Linked DNA regions of Homo sapiens: region 2 is linked to region 1. Evidence: read pairs that join two places in POLR2A ChIA-PET (ENCODE). Cell type or tissue: PC-3. All regions are shown on one strand. Each heading gives the region's core, and the rest is flanking DNA. Links, peaks and the distances in the headings are about the cores only.

Region 1 (4,387 bases), core at 248-4,247:
TATAGGCGTGTGCCACCACTCCTGACTAATTTTTGAATTTTTGGTAGAGATGAGGTTTCACCATGTTGGCCAGGCTGGTCTCAAATTCCAGACCCCATGTGATCCGCCTGCTGTGGCCTCCCAAAGTGCTGGGATTACAGGTATGAGCCACTGTGCCCAGCCTCAGAAGTGCTTCCGTTCTTGAGATGTGAAAATTGCCTTTTTAGATATACGTTAAAAAAAAAAAAATAGAGATGGAGCCTTAGTATGTTGACCAGGCCGGTCTGGAACTCCTGGCATTAAGCGATCATCCCATCTAGGCCCCCCATAGTGCTAGGATTACAGGCATGAGTAACCACACCTGAGATGTTTTATATTTGCAGTTTTTAATAAAGCAAAGTCAAAAAGAACAATTTTTAGGATAAATGACCTTAGGTTGAAAACATTTTTATTTTCAAGGAAAAATTTGTGAATTCATTCCTGTACCAAAAAATTACATCCAGTTCATTTACTACAGCATGAAATTTTATTGAAAAGAACTTAATAATTTCAAATGTGAGCAGAGGTTATTTTATTCTTTCCTTTCACTTACTGTCTGTCTCCCTGAGTTTCTTTCTTTTTTTTTTTTTTTTTTTTGAGACAGAGTTTCACTCTTGTTGCCCAGGTTGGAGTACAATGGCGTGATCTTGGCTGACTGCAGTCTCTGCCTCCTGGGTTCAAGCAATTTTCCTGCCTCAGCCTCCCGAGTAGCTGGGATTACAGGCATGCACCACCATGCCCGGCTAATTTTGTATTTTTAGTAGAGACGGGGTTTCTCCATATTGAGGCTGGTCTCGAACTCCTGACCTCAGGTGATCCTCCCGCCTCAGCCTCCCAAAGTGCTGGGATTACAGGCGTGAGCCATCACACCTGGCTGGATCTTTTACCTACCATATAGGTAAAACCATGGTCAAAAGTGATACAGAAGCAGGAGGAGCAAGATGGCCAAATAGAACCCTCCAGTGATTGTTCCCCCAACAAGAACACCAAATTGAACAGCTATCCACACAAAAAGTAACTTAGGCTGGGCGCAGTGGCTCACACCGGTAATCCCAGCAGTTTGGGAGGCTGAGGCAGGCAAATCACGAGGTCAGGAGTTCAAGACCAGCTTGGCCAATATGGTGAAACACCGTCTCTAGTAAAAAATACAAAATTAGCTGGGCATGGTGGTGTGCACCTGTAATCCCAGCTACTCAGGAGGCTGAGGCAGGAGGATCGCTTGAACCCGGGAGGTGGAGGTTGCAGTGAGCCGAGATCGTGCCACTGCACTCCAGCCTGGGTGACAGAGTGAGACTCTGTATCAAAAAAGAGAAGAAGAAGGAGACGGAGAAGGAGAAGAAGAAGAAGAAGAAAGGAGAAGAAAGAGGAGAAGAAGAAGAAGAACCAAACATCAGCTGTGCAATCACAGTGCCTGGTCTTATATTAAGTAAAGAGGCACGGAAGAGGGTGGGAAAGCAGCCTTGAATTGCCTATGCCACCACTTTCCCATCCTCTCGCAGAGGCCAAATGGCATAGAGAGTGAATCTGTAAGCTTGGGAGAGGGAGAGCGCAGTGATTGTGGCACTTTGCATTGGAACTCAGTGCTGCCCTGTCATTAGCAGAAAGCAATATGGGGCAGAACTCAGCCAGTGCCCATGGAGGGAGCGTTTAGATCAGCCTTAGCCAGAGTTGAATTGTCCATCCCAATTGCCAGAACCTGAGTTCTGGCAAGCCCTGTCACCGTGGGCTAAAATGTTCTGGTGTCCTGAAGAAACTTGAAAGGTAGTCAGGATCACAAGGACTGCAATTCCTGTGTAAGTCTTGGTGTTGGGTGGGCTTGGACCCAGCGGACTTGGTGTGCACATGACCTAGTGAGACACTAGCTGGGGTGGCAAAGGGAATACTTGTGCCACCACTCTCCTGACCCCAGGCAGTACAGCCAGCAGCTCAGGGAGAGACTACTTCCTTCTACTTGAGAAGAAAGGGGAGAGTAAAGAGGACTTATATTGCAACTTGGATGCAAGCTCAGCAACAGTATAATAGGGCACCAGGCAGAGGCGTGAGGCCTCTATTCCAGGCCCTAGCTCCTGGACATTTCTAGATACACCCTGGGCCAGAAGGGAACCTACTGCCTTGAAAAGAAGGACCCAGTCCTGGCAGAATTCATCACCTTCTGAACCCCTGGGCCCTGAGTGATCAGCAGGGGTAGCCAGGCTGTACTTGTATGGGCCTTGGGTAAGACTTAGAGCTGTACTGGCTTCAGGTGTGACCCAGCACCTTTCTACCTGTGGTGGCTATGGGGAGAGATTCCTGCTGCTGGAGGAAAGGAGAGGGAAGAATAGGCCAGGCGCAGTAGCTCATGCCTGTAATCCCAGCACTTTCAGAGGCTGAGCCCAGGAGTTCAAGACAACATGAAAAAATCCCATCTCTACAAAAAATACAAAAGATTAGCCAGGTGTGGTGGTATGCACCTGTAGTCCCAGCTACTTGGGAGGCTGAGGTGGGAGAATCACTTGAGCCCAGGAGGTCAGGGATGCAGTGAGTCAAGATGGCACCACTGCACTCCAGCCTGAGAGACAGAGCAAACCCCTGTCTCAGAAAAAAAAACAAAAAAAAATTTCTGTACAGCAAAAGAAACAGTCACAGTCAACAAAGTGAAGAGACAACCCACAAAATGGGAGAAAACATTTGCAAACAATCCATCTGACAAGGGATTAATAAACAATATAGAGGGAGCTCAAATACCTCAATAGGAAAAAAAGTCTAATAATTCAAATTAAAAATGGGCAAAATATCTGAATAGACATTTCTCAAAAAAAGACATAAAAATGAAAATCAGACATATGAAAAGGTGCTCCACATCATCAGAGAAGTGAAAAGACAACAGCAATACCACATCATCTCACCGCAATTAAAATGGCTTTTATCCCAAAGAGAGGTAATAACAAATGATGGCAAGGATGTGAAAAAAAGAGACCCTTGTACACTGTTGGTGGAAATGTAAAATACTAAGCCACTGTGGAGAACAGTTTGGAGGCTCCTCAAAAATCTGGAATTAGAACTACCCTATGATCCAGCAATCACATTGCTAGGTGTATTCCAAAAAGAAAGGAAATCAGCATATCGAAGAGCTTTCTGCACTCTGATGTTTATTGCAGCACTATTCACAATAGCCAAGATTCAGAAGCAGCCTAAATGTTCATCAAAAGATGAATCGATAAAGAAAATGTGATACATATTGGCTGGGTACGGTGGCTTACACCTGTAATCCCAGCACTTTGGGAGGCCGAGGCAGGCGGATCACGAGGTCAGGAGATCGAGACCATCCTGGCTAACATGGTGAAACCCCGTCTCTACTGAACATACAAAAAAAATTAGCCGGGCGTGGTGGAGGGCACCTGCAGTCCCAGCTACTCAGGAGGCTGAGGCAGGAGAATGGCGTGAACCCAGGAGCCGGAGCTTGCAGTAAGCCGAGATCGCACCACTGCACTCCAGCCTGGGTGACAGAGTGAGACTCCATCTCAAAATAGAAAAGAAAAGAAATGAAAAGAAAATGTGGTACATATACATAGTGGAGTACTATTCAGCCATGAAAAAGACTGAGATCCTGTCATGTGCGACATCATGGATGGAACTGGAAGTCATTATGTTAAGTGAAATAAACCAGGCACGGAAAGGCAAACTTCACATGCTCTCACTAATTTCTGGGAGCTAAAAATAAAACAATTGAACTCATGGAGATAAAGAGCAGAAGAATGGTTACCAGAGGCTAGGAAGGGTAGTGGAGGAGGCAGGAAAATAGGGGTGGTTAATGGGTAGAAAATTATACTTAGAATGAATAAAATCTAGTATTTGATAGCACACAGGGTGACTACAGTCAACAATAATTTATTTTACATTTAAAAATAAAAGAGTATAATTGGATTGTTTGTAACACAAGGAAACAATAAATGCTTGAGGTGATGAATACCTGATTTATCCTGATGTGATTTGATATGGCTTGGCTGTGTCCCCACCCAAATCTCAACTTGAATTCTGTCTTCCAGAATTCCCAGGTGTTATGGGAGGGACCCAGGGGGAGGTAATTGAATCATGGGGGCTGGTCTTTCCCATGCTATTCTCACAATAGTGACTAAGTCTCACAAGATCTGATGGATTTATCTGGGGTTTCCGCTTTTGTTTCCTCCTCATTTTCTCTTGCCACCACCATGTAAGAAGTGCCTTTTGCCTCCCACCATGATTCTGAGGCCTCCCCAGCCATGTGGAACTGTAAGCCCAATTACACTTCTTTTTCTTTCCAGTTTTGGGTATGTCTTTATTAGTAGCTTGCAAATGGACTAATACAGTAAATTGGTACCAGCAGTGGGTTGTTGCTGAAAAGATATCCAAA
Region 2 (4,387 bases), core at 285-4,284, 85 kb before region 1:
TCTCAAAAAAAAAAAAACTAATGTAAACGACAAGTTGATGGGTGCAGCAAACCAACATGGCACATGTATACCTATGTATCAAACCTGCACGTTGTGCATGTGTACCCTAGAACTTAAAGTATAATAATAATAATAATAATAATAATAAAAGAGTGGGCCGGGCGCGGTGACTCACGTCTGTAATCCCAGCACTTTGGGAGGCTGAGGCAGGCGGATCACGAGGTCAGGAGATCAAGACCATCCTGGCTAACACGGTGAAACCCTGTCTCTACTAAAAAAAATACAAAAAATTAGCCGGGCGTGGTGGCAGGCGCTTGTAGTCCCAGCTACTCGGGAGGCTGAGGCAGGAGAATAGCGTGAACCCGGGAGGCGGAGCTTGCAGTGAGCCGAGATCCCACCACTGCACTCCAGCTTGGGTGACAGAGCGAGACTCCGTCTCAAAAAAAAAAAAAAAAAAAAAGACCTAATGTAAATGACGAGTTGATGGGTGCAGCAAACCAAAATGGCACATGTATACCTATGTATCAAACCTGCACATAGTGCACATGTACCCCAGAAGTTAAAGTATAAGAAAAAAAAAAAGAGTGTAGTGCAGTCACCCACGCACTCCGGTCATTCACTCATTCATTCATTCATTCATTCACAAAAGAAGCATTTATGAGTTCCTGCTGTGTGCCAGGCTCTGGCCTAGGCACTGGGAACAGTGAACAGAACAGACTCGACTCAGAGCTCAAGGACTTTTAGTCCAGTTGAGGAGATCAATCATATAATTGATCAAATAATCACAGATTTGTGGTCGTAAGTGTCCTGGGGAAAACTCAAGCGGAAGGGAAGATGGGAGGGTCAGGTATATGTCTGCGGGTGGAGAGTCTGCAGTTTCCTAGAGAGTGGTCTGGGAGGCCTCTCTGAAGAGGTGACATTTGAACAGAACCTTAGATGAAGTGAGGGAGGGCTCAGGGGACCTGAGGCAAAGCAGAGGGGGCCACCAGTGCAAAGGCGTGAGGTAGGATCGTGCTTGGGGTGTTCAAGAAACAAGAAGGAGGCTGGCGTGACGAGCACCAAATGATTGAGCAGAAGTGGAGATGAAGTCGCAGAGTGAACTGAGAGTCAGATGGTGGAGGGCATTTTATTTCATTTATTTATTTAGAGACAGAGTCTTGCTCTGGTGCCCGGGCTGGAGTACAGCGGTGCAATCATAGCTCACTACAGCCTCGACTTCCTAGGCTCAACTGATCCTCCCACCCCAGCCTCTTCAGCCCCAGCCTCCTCAGTAGCTGGAACTACAGGCACACATCACCACGCCCGGTGAAGTTTTCGGGTTTTTTTTTTTTTTTTTTTTGTAGAGACACGGGTCTCACCATGTTGCCCAGGCTGATCTGAAACTCCTAGGCTCAAGCCATCCTCCTGTCTCGGCTTCCCAAAGCACTGGGATTACAGGTGTGAGCCACTGTGCCCAGTTCTACAGAGGGCATTTTAGGCAGAGGACTTAGGATTTCATTCTGAAGGCAATGGGAGGCTCCTGGAGGATTTGGAACTGGACGGTAACTTGAACTGTTTAAAAAAGGCCATTCTGGGCCAGGGGCAGTGGCTCATGCCTGTAATCCCAGCACTTTGGGAGGCTGAGGTGGGCATATCACTTGAGGTCAGGAGTTCGAAACCAACCTGACCAACATGGTGAAACCGCGTCTCTACTAAAAATACACAAAATTTAGCTGGGCATGGTAGCAGGCACCTGTAATCCCAACTACTTAGGAGGCTGAGGCAGGAGAATTGCTTGAACCCAGGAGACAGAGGTTGCAGTGAGCCGAGATCCCGCCACTGCCTTCCAGCCTGAGTGACAGAGCAAGACTCCATCTCGGAAAAAAAAAAAAAAATTCTGGCTGCTGGATGAAGAAGGGTGGGTCTGTAGGGGATGAAGTGGAAGTTGGGAGCTCATTACAAGAGGCCAGGAAACAGACTCTGGTGGCTGAGACCCAGGTGGAGGTGGCGGGGAGCAGTGGGTGGTTTTCTGGACTCATTAAAAGGCAGAGCCAAAGAACTTTGGAGGGACTGGACATGAGGCTGAGAGAAGGAGAAAGGGGGAGTTGGGGGCAAGTCCAAGGGCTCTGGCTGAGCACCTAGAAGGGGGCACTGCTAGGCAGGGAAGGTGGAGGGAGGGGGGAGTCTGGAGGGGGAAGCTGCATGTCAGGAGTCTGGAGCAGGGTGAGTTTGATTTGAGACACCCAGGCACCCATGGAGAGAGCTGAATGAGATGGTAAGAAACCCAAGCTGCAGGGAGATGAGGGAGTTGCTGGCATATGGAGGCACTTAAAGTCAAGACACTGAATGAGGCCAGGTGCTGTCACTCATGCCTGTAATCCCAGCGCTTTGGGAGGCTGAGGCAGGAGGATCGCTTGAGCCCAGGAGTTCAAGACCAGCTTGGGCAATACAAATACAGTGAAACCCCCTCTCTACCAAAAAAAAAAAAAAAAAAAAAGCCAGGCATGGTGGTGCGCACCTGTGATCCCAGCTACTCGGAAGGCTGAGGTGGGAGGATCGCTGGAGCCTGGGAAGTTGAGGCTGCAGTGAGCTGTGATTGCACCACTGCTCTCCAGCCTGGGCGACAAAGCCACACCCTGCATCAAAAAGAAAAAAAAAAGAAAAGAAAAGAAAAAAGAGGCGAGATCATTAAAGGAGTGAGTCAGAGAAGAGGCCCTTGTGGGCTTCCTGCTGTCTACAAGAGAAAAGGATGCTGAGACACGCCTGCCAGTGAGGCTTCGGAGATCCCAGAGACTCGGACACACCTTGGATAAGCAGGCTTTCTGACTGGGACCTGAGTCTAGCTCCTTGGCATCAGTGTCCCATTTGTGTGTGTGCTTGGGTGGTTTGGAGGGGCTGCAGCTGAGAGCTGACTGCAGGGAGAAGTGACGCTAGGGTATGGCATGGCCCCTTGTGGTCATCCCGTCACCCTCCTCCTGCTGGGCTGGGCTGGAGAGCGGGAGTGGGGGACACCTTTCTTTCTTTTTTTTTTTTTTTTGAGACGGAGTCTCGCTCTGTCCCCAAGCTGGAATGCAGTGCTGCAATCTCAGCTCACTGCAACCTCCGCCTCCTGGGTTCAAGTGATTGCCTCAGCCTCCTGAGTAGCTGGGAGTACAGGCATGTGCCACCACGCCTGGCTAATTTTTGTATTTTTAGTAGAGATGGGGTTTCACCATGTTGGCCAGGATAGTCTCGCTCTCCTGACCTCGTGATCCACCCGCCTTGGCCTCCCAAAGTGCTGGGATTACAGGCGTGAGCCACCGTGCCCAACCCTGGGGGGACACCTTTCTTACCCCTTCCCCACTCTTCTCAGATTCATCAATAAGCTGCAGCCAGGCTCCGTGAAGAAGATCAATGAGTCAACCCAAAATTGGCACCAGGTGAGCCCAGACACAATCTCTTCCATCCTTGCCCGCAAGCCCCTCAGACCTCCCCTCCCCACCCAGTGACCACCACCTGCCCCCCTCTAGCTGGAGAACATCGGCAACTTCATCAAGGCCATCACCAAGTATGGGGTGAAGCCCCACGACATTTTTGAGGCCAACGACCTGTTTGAGAACACCAACCATACACAGGTGCAGTCCACCCTCCTGGCTTTGGCCAGCATGGTGAGTGTGGTTGCAGGCTGGGCAGGGGGTGGTGGGCAGCCTGGGCTGGGATGCAGGTGTGGCCACTTGTGCTCCTGAGCCCAGTGAAGGTGGCGGAGCGGGGGGCAGGGATCGGGGAGCAGGTGCTGTCAACAGCGTCCAAGGGGGCCGGGCGCGGTCGCTCACACCTGTAATCCCAGCACTTTGGGAGGCCAAGGTGAGCGGATTGCTTGAGGCCGGGAGTTTGAGACCAGTCTGGCCAACATGGTGAAATCCCGTCTCTACTAAAAATACAAAAATTAGCTGGACGTGGTGACGCATGCCTGTAATCCCAGCTACTCAGGAGGCTGAGGCAGGAGAATCGCTTGAACCCGGGAGGCGGAGTCTGCAGTGAGCCGAGATCGTGCCACTGCCCAGCCTGGGTGACAGAGCCAAGACTCCGTCTCAAAAAAAAAAAAACAAAAAACAAAAAACAGTGTTGGCCGGGCACGGTGGCTCACGCCTGTAATCCCAGCACTTTGGGAGGCCGAGACAGGTGGATCACAAGGTCAGGAGATTGAGACCATCCTGGCTAACATGGTGAAACCCTGTCTCTACTAAAACTACAAAACAAAATTAGCCGGGCATGGTGGCAGGCGCTTGTAGTCCCAGCTACTAGGGAGACTGATGCAGGAGAATGGTGTGAAGCCGGGAGGCGGAGCTTGCAGTGAGCTGAGATCACGCCACTGCACTCCAGCCTGGGCAACAGAGCGAGACTCTGTGTCAACAACAACAAAAAAACA

What was found. Peaks named below come from ENCODE experiments on the same cell type or tissue, not always from the same donor. Only the 100,000 strongest peaks of a DNase experiment are listed, where the experiment ranks them.
Region 2: POLR2A ChIA-PET joins it to region 1 with 5 read pairs; 4 of 35 experiments call an interaction of 5 or more read pairs at or near these places.

Annotation. Positions count from the first base shown.
Region 1 is chr19:11,628,430-11,632,816 of GRCh38, forward strand. No RefSeq gene overlaps it. Among named protein-coding and RNA genes, the nearest start is that of ZNF627, 33 kb to the left of the region's middle. In PC-3, for the core only: no CTCF peak of the experiment used is centred there; no DNase peak of the experiment used is centred there.
Region 2 is chr19:11,543,344-11,547,730 of GRCh38, forward strand. It overlaps CNN1 (calponin 1), which reads left to right. Exons shown (of 7, transcript NM_001299.6): 3 at 3,332-3,398; 4 at 3,489-3,626. Among named protein-coding and RNA genes, the nearest start is that of CNN1, 6.7 kb to the left of the region's middle. In PC-3, for the core only: no CTCF peak of the experiment used is centred there; a DNase peak (open chromatin) is centred at 2,738.